Linked DNA regions of Homo sapiens: regions 1, 3 and 4 are each linked to region 2. The links are chromatin contacts, found by Hi-C or POLR2A ChIA-PET in ENCODE. All regions are on one chromosome and are shown on one strand. The core of a region is the stretch at or near the end of the contact, and the rest is flanking DNA. Distances in the headings are between cores, read along the strand shown. Region 1 overlaps RBBP8 (RB binding protein 8, endonuclease). Region 2 holds the start of RMC1 (regulator of MON1-CCZ1). Region 3 overlaps RBBP8-AS1 (RBBP8 antisense RNA 1). Region 4 overlaps RBBP8-AS1 (RBBP8 antisense RNA 1).

Region 1 (3,177 bases), core at 125-2,624, 520 kb after region 2:
AGAATATAAGTTCTAAGAGGATGGGATCTTTGGTTAACCGATGAATCACAAGAGCCTACCACAGTAGACATACAGTAGGTATGGCGTAAACATTTGTTGAGTGAATAGGAGACATTCCCAGATTCCACTAGAGAATAAATTTGTGTGGATCTAGGCATATGTTCTTGCCCAACTCAATTCAGGATCAACTGTAACTGAAAGATTGGGTTTGAATTGAATTGTGAATGTTGAGTAAAAATAAAGTTAATTGACTTTCCCATGTCAAACCATTACTGACCTTATTTGCCAACCAATTGTTACCAGTCTGTCAGACATTTAGGCTTTACATGACCAAATCAGTCTGTCCTATTAGACTCGTATCAACTTGCAATACTATTTCCAAATAAAAGCTTATATAGTGAGAACTGTATGAACTATGACCAACAGAGATTTTTAAGAAACATTAATTGGAAGACAAAGACTAATTTTTCCCAAAAAAGATTTACACTTTAATTTCCTGAATGATACCAATATTATTTGTAGGCTTTAATCCTACATTTTATACCAAGGAACAATCTTTAGAGCTAATGTCTAATTATTTAAAATTTTTTAAATTTTAAATAAAATAAACATAAACATAAAATAAAATAAACATAAAATTATTTAAAATTTTATTTTATGTTTTTGAGACGGAGTCTCCTTCTGTTGCCCAGGCTGGAGTGCAGTGGTGCGATCTCAGCGCACTGCAACCTCTGCCAGGTTCAAGTGATTCTTGTGTCTCAGCCTCCCGAGTAGCTGGGACTACAGCTGCGCGTGCAACCATACCTGGCTAGTTTTTGTATTTTTAATGGAGACAGGGTTTTACCATGTTGCCCAGGCTGTCTCAAACTCCTCACCTCAAGTGATCTGCCCACCTTGGCCTCCCAAAGTGCTGAGACTACAGGCATGAGCCACTGTGCCCAGCCAAATTTTATTTTTAATTGACAAATAATAATTGTATCTACTTACTGGGTTCAACAAAATGTTTTGATACATGTTTACAGTGTAGAATGATTAAATCAAGCTAATTAACATCTATCACTTCACACACTTATCTTTTTTTTGTAGTAAAAACATTTAAAATCTACTTGGCAGTTCTGAAATATACAATCATTATTAAGTCACCATTCTGTGCAATAGATCTGATATCTAATTTTTTAATCTCTTCCTGTAATTTTCTTATTCTGGAAAAACAGTAAGTTAAAGTCATATGAGAAAGGCTTATAAATTAATGGAGTGTGAAATCTATCTGACCTAGCTTTAACTAATCACGTCACAGCCTGCTTGCCTATTAGTCATAAAAATTCCACCTGAAACATGAATGAGTCACGAGAAGCAATTGATTTCCTGGCAGAGTCAATGTGGAAGAAGCTGGGATCACAAAAGGAAAAAACAAAAAAACAAACAAAACTAGCTCTAACTAGAGGTGCCCAAACTAAGTAAATGAGTGCTGGCTTTGTCTTCCTTTGTCATAAAAGGAAAAAACAAAACTCCATATGTTAACCAAGTTCATCCTTTAAAACACTAGTCTCACTGATTTTCTGAGAGAAAGAGTTCACGTCACAGCTTTTGGTTAAATTAATTATGCACACTTGTCCTCCTTTCACTTTTCCTTCTGATGGCTTGAGCTGTTTGATTTATGGACCTCTGCTCCCTCTTAAACTCCTGTCAAAACTGTTTTAGTTGGTTTCTTCCCTAAAGACCTATAATTATGGATCTGGGGTTTCCCTTCATGAGTCTGTAAAAAAGTTTTAAATATTCAGCTTTTTTCCTTTTCTACTCTGAAGAACTTACATTTCCAGTTAAAACATAATTTAAACTTAACGAAGTAACATTATAGCCATTGTAGGGGAGGTGGCAGTACTGCTCCACTGATCAGGCTATACCTAGAATATTGATTTCTTAATTCAGATATTGACGAACTAAAACATTTTTAAAAATTCACAGTTTGAAGAGTTGAAGTAATGCCACATGAATGAACAGAGGATATTTAATGCCACAGTTAATGAACAGAGGATATTTACTCTAGAGAAAACAAGACTCAGGAGGGCCATGATAGCTGTCTTCATGTATCAAAAGAGTCGTCAAGTAGCACAGGAGAAGAGACTTGCTTAAGATGGTCCTGGAAGGCAGTCATAATCAAGAAATATAACTTATAAGCAGTGTAATTTCTATAAACTTAGAATTTTCTAATAATTTTGTCTCACTAAATTTAAATAGGCTTGGGAAACAGTAAACTTCTACTAGACGTGTTCAAACAATAGCTATTTGTTAAAGAAGCTGTATAAGGAATTCAATTTAGAAGAGGGTTGAATGCAATGAGTTCTACAGTCCTTTGAACTCTTACGTGTATAGACTCCCTTGACTTTCACTGACCCATCACATCTATTTTCTAAAACGAAAAGAATGATGACCTCAATACCTAGCTTTATACACATTTTTAACTTTATAGTGGCAAAATTTTACTGAATAATTTTGGTGTCACTAATAACTGCCCTATCATATAAGCCATCTTGTAACATCAAAACTAGCTCAGAAGAGTTAGAGTTACTGCATTTAACAAGCAGAAGTCAAATAATATTTTCTTCTAAAGTTCAGGGAAATTTCAGGCACAAATAGCATAATATGACAGTGGTTTAGGTGATCAGAGAAAATTAGGTTGCCTTTACAAGATGATACTTGCTTTTTTAAAAACAAAACAAAACAAAACAAAACTGCTGAGCAAAATGCAATTTCTTTGCGACCAAGCTACAGAAGAAGTTGGTTCATGAGAATCACAACTATCTTATATTTCAGAAGAGAATAAAAGACACAATCAGATCATCTCCTATACTCTTTTGACTAAGCATGTCCTAAATAAACATACATGCCTTAAGCTCATCTATATGATTACTCTTTCCTGTAATTTCAAACTTTAGCCTTCACTTCTTTTCTAAAATTTGAATTTCAACAGGAAAAATGCATGTGCTTGAGAACACTAAAAATAAATTCTAAACTAATTAGAATTCATATTTCTACCAAGCAAATGACACGATATAGTTTCAACCTAACTTATACACATTGGTTTTTGAGGCAATCGTCTATCTAATTCTGTGTTAACTTCTACACACTTGGTATCTCATCCCTTTGGTACTCATAAAGATCAAGGCTGATGTGTTC
Region 2 (3,168 bases), core at 612-3,111:
ACCTTGCTCAGGCCGGGTGCAGCGGCTCATGCCTGTAATCCTAGCACTGTGGGAGTCTGAGGCGGGCGGATCGTTTTGAGGTCAGGAGTTCGAAACCAGCCTGGCCAACACGGTGAAACCCCATCTCTACTAAAAATACAAAAAAAATTAGCCGGGCGTGGTGGTGGGCGCCTCTAATCCCAGCTACTTGGGAAGCTGAAGCAGGAGAATCACTTGAACCTGGGAGGCGGAGGTTGCAGTCAGCCAAGATCGCACCACTGCACTCCACCCTGGGGAACAGAGGGAGGCTCCCTCTCAAAAAAGGACAGTTTCTCATTAACACAGACCAACAGTAAAATTTTTTAAGTCACTACTGAATTGAGGGCCTACATTATACTTTCACCTTCTGTAAGCACCAGTGTTACAGTGGCCAGATAGCTTATCATCCAAATCGAGACACTTCTGAAAGTGAAAGGCCCTGCTGTTGATCATTAAACCTGTTCAACAGTGCGAACTGGGACTATGCAGTCACCTTAAGTATAGTGGAAGCCATGATTTTCTTGTATTATTACATGAGAAACAATGAATCTCCTCCACCTGCCACTCTGGAAAGACCTGGGCTAAAGAAATGAACGCCCTCCTCTGTGAACAAACCAGAAATGGGCACATCATCACGCTGACTTGTTAATTTCCAGTGCTAGGAAGTGGCTGCCCCACTTTTGAAGTATTTGGCTCCCAAATCAACTGCTCCAGATATTCCACTCTGACAAGAGGTGCTAGTAAGTGCCACGAAGACCCTCCCTACAGACAGGAATTCCATGTGCGCACACAGACTTCAGGCCTCTTAGGGCAGACCAAATGACAAAATTATAAAAAACCATTTGAATTAGAAAAACATCATTCTGTTTACATGACAAAATGATCTGAAAGTGTCTATACCATTACCTAAATGAGATGGGATTCCTATCATCTGGGCCTTTAACTACCACGCCAGTAGCTCCACCAGATCGAACAGCAAAAACCTGAGAGGGAAAAGCAGCAAGGTTAACAGCCTGAACTCTGAAAGGATCTAAACTCAGAAGCCAACCCGCAAGCGATTATTTCTGTTATACACCACCCTGGGTTCAACTAAAGTAACACGGCACATATCAAGGTACAGATGTTTGGCTGCTCAGGTGAATTTTAAAAACCAAGAGCAGAGAGCGAAAAGGATGCCACCGTGACACCGGGTCGGGTTCCCGAGGCTCCAAGTTCTAACACCGGTTCGCGCATCGGCGCCGCTGATACGCCTGAAGTACAGTCTTTTCCCCCTTTACAAAATTTCAAGGAAAATGAAAATCTCGACGTCTAAACCCTTGACTACGAGTGTAACTAATGACAAACACAACAAAAGAAGCCTAGATAAGACGGGCGCGCCAACAATTGAGACACTGGCCACGGGGCCACTGCATCCGCGCAGCTGGCTCGGGGGTCCAGCCCCGAGGTCACCTGCGAGGACACCTGGCCGCGGCTGAGCCCACCCAACAAGGAAGGAGCGCGCGCCGCCTCCCGCGCTGGGACGGGACGGGACAGGACAGGAGGGGACGCTCGGGCCTGGTCGCGCGGGACCGGCCTTGGCGCGCCCACGACCCCGGCAGGGCCGCGCGGGGGAGGAAGCGCGGGCGCGCCGGACCTGCTTGTTGGCCTCATCGAAGAAGACGCAGTTGACAGGGTTCGCCTTCTCGAACTGCACCGGCCGCTCGCACAGCTCCAGATAGTAGTCCTCCTCGCCCATGGCGGGCGCCGCGCCCGCGGCGGGGGCCCCGGGGGCGGTCGCCAGAGTGGAGCAGGATGCGCGGTGGAGCCCGGCCCGGACTGTAGCGGCGGCTGCGGCTGCGGCTCTGGGCCCGGCGCGGACGCCGCTTCCTGGTGCCACGCCCCCACCCCGCCCACCACGTGACCCGCGGCCCTCTGCGCTTAAACGGGCAGCGTCTGGCTGCGGTGGGGCCCACCGGCCTTAACCACGCCCCGCCCGGCGCTGGAGGCTCCTCCCCTCTCCCCGAGGGCGGTCGGAACGCGGCGGCGTGACCCGGAAGCCCGCGTGGTTCCCCGCGGACCGAGGGCGGCGTAGCCGCCAACCCTACCCTGCTGCGAGTTCCTGTGCCCGGCTCGGTCGCCCCTGCCCCAACCTGTACCCCCGCGTGGGACCGCTCCCGGTCTAGGAAAGGCTCCTCCTTGCTTTCGGGAGGATTTCCCAAGTGCCTCCCGCGCCAGAGTTCCAGCCTCTGGGAGCTTCGTCAGGGAGAAGGGGCTGAAGGCTCACTGAGCAGGTGTAGGGGCGCCAGAGACCGTCTCCAGTCCCCTCAGCGCTTCTGCGGGCTCTTCCGCTGGAGCCAGAAACCGAATTGACAAGAGGCAGATAAACAAAAGAAAAGCATACACACTTTATTAGTTTTTCATGGGGACCTTCAAAAGAGAGTGAGGTCTGAAGAAGTGGCCACAGCAAGATGCTTTTATACTTTTTAGACAAAGAATGATGCATTTGAGAAGAAAGCACAAAAGGCATCTGGCTGGGGCGATACATTTCTAAGAGAGTCACTAGGAGAAATATTGGGGAGGGTGTAAAATTAGTGGAAGGTAAGTGTTACTTGGGAAGTTCATTTATTCAGGTCCATTGCAGCCCCAACTCCCAGTCTCTGGTGATAAGGGCTATTTTCTGACCCGGGTACAGAGAGGGTGCCACTCCCAGAGGAATCTTTACTGCTTATTCCCTGTAGGAAACGACAGGTCATCTAGCCCTTTCTGAAACTACAATTTCTCCGGTGTTTTTAGCTCAAAATAATATACCAATTTTTGGACATATTTTGGGATAGCACATCCTTCACTCCTTGCTAGTAACAGGGAAACCTAATATAGATTGTGGGTCAGCAAGCCTTTTTACTTGATAAGAAACATGAAATTTACCATGTTAGCCCCTCTTTTTTTGTTTGTTTCAGAGACAGAGTGTCTCTGTGCCCAGGCTGGAGAGCAGTGATGCGAACACGGCTCACTGCAGTCTCAACCTCCCATCTCAGCCTCACAAGTAGCTGGGACCACGGGTGCATGCCACCACACCTGGCTCATTTTTTTATTATTATGCTTTGTAGAGACAGCGTTCTCTGTTGCCCAGGCTGGTCTCAGACTCCTGGCCTCAAGTGATTCTCTCGCTGA
Region 3 (3,485 bases), core at 533-3,032, 670 kb after region 2:
CAAGACTTCTTTTTCGTACTTTGTTCTTCAGTTTTCCTGAATTCTGATTCTGTCTTAATTCAGAAAGACTGCTATGCTCAGCTTGATATCCTACTCTCCAAATCACAGTAAAAAGAATTGTCTTCAGACAGAAATCCAGGATGATTATAGGGCTCTCCTCATTTGTTTCCCTTTTCTTGCTGATCACAGTATTGTGCTGTCTGCCCAATAACTGAAAACAGTCATTTCATGTTTTCTTTAGGTTGTGCTTGGGTTAACCTGGTGTTGGTTACTTCATCATTTCCTGAAGCAAAAGTCAACTATGGGGCTCTTGGATATTCTTTTTGTACAAAATAGATCAAATAATATTTTTAAGGAGAAAATATAGCATGATGGTTAAGAATATACACTTGAAAATCTGACAAACTCTTCACTCTAATAGTTACTAATGAGTGGCTGGGCAAGTGAGAAAATTCTCATTTTCCTCAACCATAACAGAGGAATAATGTTATTATCTGGCCTTAGAATTATTCCAAGGATTTAATGAGGTAATGGACACTATGGGTGTAGCATAATGCCTGTCACATATAAAATGCGACATAACCATTATTATTGTGGTTTTATATTAGATTTACTTCTAAAACCATATTTCCTACTACTGCTGTGACAAATTACCACAAACTTATTGGCTTAAAACAATACAAATTTATTATCTTACAGTTCTGGAGTCAGAAGTCCAAAGGGAGTTCACTGGGTTAAAATAAATATTGTCAGGATTACATTCCTTCTAGAAAGGCATGGAGAATACATTTCCTTGCCTTTTCAGTTTATAGTGGCTGCCCCACAATTTTTGGCTTGTGTTCACCTTTCATCTTTAAAGCCAACGATGGAAGATTTGAGTCCTCACATCCCATCACTCTAATATTGTTTCTACTGTCACATCTTCTTCTCTGATTCTGACTCTCTTGCCTGTCTCTTTCACTTGAAAGGACCTTTGTTATTACATGGGCCCCTTCATATAGTCCAGGATAATCTCCCACCTCAAGGATTCTTAATTAGATCTGCAAAATTTCTTTTGCTCTGTAGGGGAATATATTAACAGGTTCTATATGTGCTTGGTGTGTTAGAAGCAAAGAAAAAGAAAAAAGAAAAAAACAGGTTCTATGGAATAGGATATGGATGTCTTTGTCTACCACATTATTGTATAAAGCCTTCTTGGATATTTCCATTCTTCTTTCCCTGTCATTAAATCACCCATTAAGTAACTATATGCAAAGACAGTCTCTTACAGAAAGGTTACACATGGTCGAAAAAGGAAAAACTCTAGAAGAAAATTCAGATTAGTAAAGAAGAAAGTATCCTGAATTTGGGTTCTAGTCCCAGATTTGTTTGTCAATAGCTGTTTATCTCTGAGAAAATAACTTCCCTTTCTGAATTTCTGTTTTCTTACAGGGGAAAATAACTAAGAAACCTCCTAGATACCTCTGTCTCTATGGTTCGATAAATCTAATATATCTTGCAGTTTGACTAAAGTAAGATATGAAATGTGCTCATTGTAGAGTATCCCGAGCCTCCTGTAGGTCTCTAAGGAGACACAGGTTTTTGGATAAAGGAGACCTCCCCTTGCTCTTGCTACTACCGGAAAAGAACTATGCAAATATAATTATACATGAAGTAATATAACCCAAACATAACAAAAGAGACTATTGGAGGAAGTCCCAGGACTCAGAGAGCAAAGATCAGAAAAGAGACAAAAGGCTGGCACAGGTTCAGTGCTCAGGAGGGATATCTTCTAGCAATGTTCCAAAGGGATACAACCAAGGTGAGGGTAAAAGCCCCAGCATCAAACACTTGCAAAGCCCTCCTCTGAGCTTATGCAATGGAAAAACAGACAGACAGTGACTCAGAGCCTTAGCTGTGTGTGGGAGCCACTGAAATAAACTGTCAAAGGGGAAAGGGGGATTGCAACAGCATCCATCAGTGGTACTATGCAATAATCAAATGAGGTATAGGGTAGAGGCAGTGGTTATAACCAAAAGTATTGTGAGTGATCAAGGAAGTGCTTGCAGGTTACTAATCAGCACGTGGGTCACTGTGCATAAAAGGATATGTGAGAAAATGGTTCCTCTCCTGGGACTTTGTTGGCTGTCCAGGTGCCACACTGAGAAACAGATTTTGTTGTGGCAAAAGGGCCCAAAAAGTCTTCATTCTTGATCTGACCCATCACCTGAGAATTTTCACCATGTTTCTGGCTTAAAGCTGATAGTGGGTAACGGGTTGCATGTTGGAGGAAACAGGGAGCATGCCTGTCACATGCCATAGTAGGGAGCTTAATGAGGAGGTCAAACTCACTTTTTTTCAGAATTCTGTTAAGACTGTGAGGAAATATAGACAAATAGCAATGCAAGGCAATGGATCATCAGAAATGGGACGTTATTTGGCTGGAATAATTTGAATAGCATTGCTGAGGACAAATGTCCCTGTGAAAGGAGAGGAAAATCTTTTACCCTTATGCTAAAGACACAACAGGTTATAGAAAAAGGGTTTGATGTTTAATTCTACTGTAAGATTCCAAAAAATTTTCCTTACCAGCTTTTCGGTTAATTTGAATAGCATTGCTGAGGACAAATGTCCCTGTGAGAGGAGAGGAAAATCTTTTACCCTCATGCTAAAGACACAACAGGTTATAGAAAAAGGGTTTCATGTTTAATTCTACTATAAGATTCCAAAAAATTTTCCTTACCAACTTTTCGGTAAGTATGCCATATATTATGTCAAATTCCCAGTACATGTGAGGATAATAATTTTCTTTCAGGTTGTTCTAACCTTTAGCACATGGGAATTGAATCACTAGATTATATAGGTTATATTGGATAACTAGGTTATATAGCAGGGTAGCAGTGGCAGTAATGCTAGAGGAAGTGGTGGTTGCCCCAAGATTAAGCTCCTAGGGGCAGTTGTACAAGCCATAATGTTTGGTGCTTTTTGGTAGCACCCATGACTACTTCACAAGATGAGTTTGGCAGCATGACTTTTGGGCTTTGTTCTTGACTGTGTAGCTCCAAGCCTTCCTTTCCATACCTCCTTAATACCTCCTTGATTTTGTAAGCTGCCTAATGTCCTTTTTTTTTTTTTATCTTTTCTAATGTCTTTTAAATTATTTTTACTTTGGCTCTGCTAGACTTTTATTTCTGCTGCTTGCAACCGAGAACATAATAGATACTGTTGGGGATCTTGTTAAAAAACAGATTTCAAGGCCTAGACATAATCATTCAGAATATCTGACATTGGGACCCAGGAATCTAATTTTTAAAGATCTAGAATCAGTCAAATATTTTTTTTCTGTAGCAGGTGACGAAATCCTCAGTTCAAACCAGTTTAAGCAAAAAACAATGTTATTGACTTACATAATTAAAAAGTCTAGGGAGTAGACTAAATTAAGGCAGTACTAAATTCAGAGCTCAAGCAGTACCTTCAGAATTTGGTTTCTCTATTTCCTGGTTCTA
Region 4 (3,424 bases), core at 121-2,620, 690 kb after region 2:
GTAGTCCCAGCTACTCAGGAGGTTGAGGCAGGAAGATCACTTGAACCTGGGAAGCAGAGGTTGCAGTGAGCCGAGATTGCACCACTGCACTCCAGCCTGGCAACAGAGCGAGACTCTGTATCAAAAAAAAAAAAAAAAAAAAAAGATTATCAGCGTGACTGTTCCTCACTCAAGTTCCCACCAATGTGGGAGAACCAGACATCCTGATTCTGAATTATTTTTGCCCACGTTATTTCCCAGGACTGAGTTGAGTAGTTACAGGCAGATGTTTAGGCATTGGGTCACATGGATGTGGAATGTTATGCTACCTTTGACTTATTCTGTTTATTTATTTAAGTACATAGAATTGGATTAATTATAGTCCTTGCTTCATAAAATATTATTGTCATTGTTTCATGAATGGCCTTCTTATTTTATTTGCTTATTTATGCTTTTAGAATATAATGGATGCTACTCATTCGAGAACTAAAATATTACCAATAATTTATATCTACCTATATATATATTTTTTTCTATTTTTTTTTAACTTCTCCTTTCACTGATGACAGTCCTTTGCAGCTATGGGGTGGATATCTTTACTTAAATATAATCCAGTTTACATAAAAAAACCTTCAGGCATCAAACTTCCAGGTGCAGCCATTCATAAAGACAGTTTCATGACTTATATAATGGAGAACTAAAGACCTGGTGTGGGATTTCCACTAGACAGAGGTGTCATTGAGAATCGGAACAGTTGCTGGGTGTGATGGCTCATGCCTATAATCCCAGCACTTTGGGAGGCTGAGGTGAGAGGATTACTTGAGCCCAGGAGCTGGAGACCAGCCTGGGCAACATGGTGAGACCTCCATCTCTATAAAAAAAACAACAAAAAGAATTGGAACAGTTATTATTTTGACCTTACTTGGTAGGGGCACATTGGTGTGGCATTGCAAGAATGCTGCCTAATGCATCGGCACTCATAAAAGACAAAGACAGTAAAAGCTGGCTTGTGTGTTTACTTTTATAAATCGGAGTTATTTAAGGGTCAGAAATGCTTTGAACGTTTACAAATTAGAACTATATTTCTCCTGTAATACAATGCAGAGGAAGTATGATTCATATAAATCTTCCTTTATGTTTCATATTGGCCCTGGATTACCTGCTGGTTAATTCGCTTTTAGTCTGAACAATAAATTCAAATAAAGACTTTCTTTTTCTTGAAATTATGTTTCTGACCATGTAAGACAAATTAGTAAAGGAGCCCTTTAGTTTAGTGATTTAGTGGTTTGTTGATCTAGACCAGCTGAGGAATTTTTTTCCCCTACACCTGGCTGTAGTCTTAGGTTCTTGCCTGAGCTTGCCTGGGTCTGGAAAGAAAATTCTGCCTTGCTCTACAAAGCATTTCTCCATATTGTTGCTCCTCCAGGAAAGGCAACTTTCTAGTTTAGGAGATTTCACTCAGGCTAGAGCTTTTCTTGAACGTAACAATTACCTGACAATGTCTGCAGAATTAGAGCTGAATTCTGTCCTTGGCAAAGCAGGTAATTATAAATAATTTGGGAAGGAAAAGACCATGATCGTTATTAATAGCATTTTCTCTTTATATCTTCAAGAAGTGCAGTTATTAATAATTGAGATTTCCTCCTTTGATTGACGTCTGTAAAAACATCTATTCAGTGAGGTTTAGTCTTTAACGTCGCTGCAAAGAGTGTCCCTGCTCAGCTCAGTCAATTAGCACCACCTAGTGTATCACATGTGCAGAAACTCAAGACCAACTCCAGTACAAAACATCCAAAAAAGTTCTTTGGACCTTTGGGGAAGTTATAAATATGGTCATCTAGGACATATTCCTTTGCGAATCATAATTGCAACATCAATATTTTTTATAAAGATGAAAACAATGAAAATAAGAGCATATGTCAAAGAAAAGAATAAATGAGCACCAAAATTATGTGAGAGGATATGTGTGGGGAGCCTGAGAATGGGTATCAGCACTTGTTGGATGCCTACTGTGTACCAGGCTGCATGCTTTGCTTAAATTTTTTTGAAAGGGAGGGAGTAGAGAGTTGGGTTTTTAAATTTTAATTTCACCAACATTTTCTTTTGGTGCAGATGAATGATAAAATGGGCTGATATTTCGTGACTCCAGGTTTTTTTTTCAGAACCTGCTAAGTCACTGTTGAAGGTAATTCTACTTCTACATACATCTCTTGCACAGCTAGTGAACAGAGGCACTGACAGCCCTTTGTTCCAGACAACCTTTCCAAGGATGTTTTATAGTGAAAAGTCTTGGAAAAAAGAGATAGTGTCTTCCTCCAGAGTAGAGCTTTGCTTTTGTTCAGTATGTCTCTCTCTGGAGCAAAGGTTAAGCAGGTTTGCTTGCAGCCCATTATAAGATTTGGGTTTCCTAAGCTTGAGATTACTCAACTGTGATAGAAACCCATAGTGTATACAGCACCAACCTGGGAATCTCTACTTTGCCCCTGTGTGACCTGATGGGCAAGGGAAACTGATGCAAGCATGAAGTTCATGCTGCTTCCTGTGGCTTAGGTAATAAAATCCTTTTCCCTGATCCAGGAATCTTGCATCTTCTAACAGCATCCATAAAACAAGTTAGCTTGCCAGTAGGGTAAAGCCTCAGACACTTGCATTTCTTGACAGTTACCATCCCAATTGCCAGACACCTGGTTCCCACAGTCATGTAGCACCCGCCCTTCCCTATCTTGCAGAAGGAGGGCATCCCGGTTGACCATGCCATTGTTCTGACCACAGTCCTGTTCCGTTAAACAAAACCAGATACTAAATAATCCAAATATTAAAAAACTGAACCAGCAGATGATTAGGCACATAATACATAACATTTACATTATGCATCAACTAACAAGCAAAATAACCAGCTAACATCATAATGACAGGATCAAATTCACACATAACAATATTAACCTTAAATGTAAATGGGCTAAATCCTCCAATTAAAAGACATAGACTGGCAAATTGGATAAAGAGTCAAGAACCATCAGTGTGCTGTATTCAGGAAACCCATCTCACGTGCAGAGACACACATAGGCTCAAAATAAAGGGATGCAGGAATATATACCAAGCAAACAAAAAGGCAGGGGTTGCTATCCTAGTCTCTGATAAAACAGACTTTAAACCAACAAAGATCAAAAGAGACAAAGAAGACCATTACATAATGGTAAAGATATCAATTCAACAAGAAGCGCTAACTATCCTAAATATATATGCATCCAATACAGGAACACCCAGATTCATAAAGCAAGTTCTTAGAGACTTACAAATAGACATAGACTCCCATGCAATAATAATGGGAGACTTTAACACCCCACTGTCAACATTAGACAGATCAATGAGACAAAAAGTTAACAAGGATATCCAGGAATTGAATTCAGCTCTGCACCAAGAAGATCTAATAGACATCTACACA

Evidence for each region. A loop is a pair of places that touch in the nucleus more often than their neighbours do. ChIA-PET counts read pairs that join two places held with the same protein, here RNA polymerase II (POLR2A). Pooled maps may share reads with other maps.
Region 1: a pooled map shows a loop between it and region 2 (3-fold over the local background). The contact joins the enhancer-like site here to the promoter of RMC1 in region 2. A Hi-C loop is called at or near these places in 2 of 50 pooled maps. POLR2A ChIA-PET finds 5 or more read pairs at or near these places in 2 of 52 experiments (Panc1 and activated B cell).
Region 3: a map of A673 shows a loop between it and region 2 (2.6-fold over the local background). The contact joins the enhancer-like site here to the promoter of RMC1 in region 2. A Hi-C loop is called at or near these places in 1 of 168 maps with a recorded cell type or tissue (A673), 1 of 37 single-sample maps with no recorded cell type and 2 of 50 pooled maps. POLR2A ChIA-PET finds 5 or more read pairs at or near these places in 1 of 52 experiments (A673).
Region 4: a loop to region 2 is called in a map of PC-9, with 9 times the contacts of the local background. The contact joins the enhancer-like site here to the promoter of RMC1 in region 2. A Hi-C loop is called at or near these places in 4 of 168 maps with a recorded cell type or tissue (A673, B cell, PC-9 and 1 more), 2 of 37 single-sample maps with no recorded cell type and 9 of 50 pooled maps. POLR2A ChIA-PET finds 5 or more read pairs at or near these places in 2 of 52 experiments (A673 and endothelial cell of umbilical vein).

The regions. Positions count from the first base shown.
Region 1 is chr18:22,976,753-22,979,929 of GRCh38, reverse strand. The region is part of intron 6 of RBBP8 (RB binding protein 8, endonuclease); the gene reads right to left. Among named protein-coding and RNA genes, the nearest start is that of RBBP8-AS1, 45 kb to the right of the region's middle. Within about 2 kb of position 1,374, at least 7 of the 41 ENCODE cell types and tissues checked have a DNase peak (open chromatin) inside an H3K27ac peak, as active enhancers do.
Region 2 is chr18:23,502,204-23,505,371 of GRCh38, reverse strand. RMC1 (regulator of MON1-CCZ1) reads right to left here and starts at 1,861. Exons shown (of 20, transcript NM_013326.5): 1 at 1,652-1,861; 2 at 925-1,001. The coding sequence starts at 1,753. RefSeq lists an enhancer at 1,150-1,249 and a silencer at 1,500-2,149.
Region 3 is chr18:22,830,093-22,833,577 of GRCh38, reverse strand. All of the region lies in intron 2 of RBBP8-AS1 (RBBP8 antisense RNA 1), which reads left to right. The region is part of intron 1 of LOC124904263 (a long non-coding RNA gene); the gene reads right to left. Among named protein-coding and RNA genes, the nearest start is that of RBBP8, 100 kb to the left of the region's middle. Within about 2 kb of position 1,782, at least 2 of the 41 ENCODE cell types and tissues checked have a DNase peak (open chromatin) inside an H3K27ac peak, as active enhancers do.
Region 4 is chr18:22,812,122-22,815,545 of GRCh38, reverse strand. The region is part of intron 2 of RBBP8-AS1 (RBBP8 antisense RNA 1); the gene reads left to right. All of the region lies in intron 1 of LOC124904263 (a long non-coding RNA gene), which reads right to left. Among named protein-coding and RNA genes, the nearest start is that of RBBP8, 120 kb to the left of the region's middle. Within about 2 kb of position 1,370, at least 2 of the 41 ENCODE cell types and tissues checked have a DNase peak (open chromatin) inside an H3K27ac peak, as active enhancers do.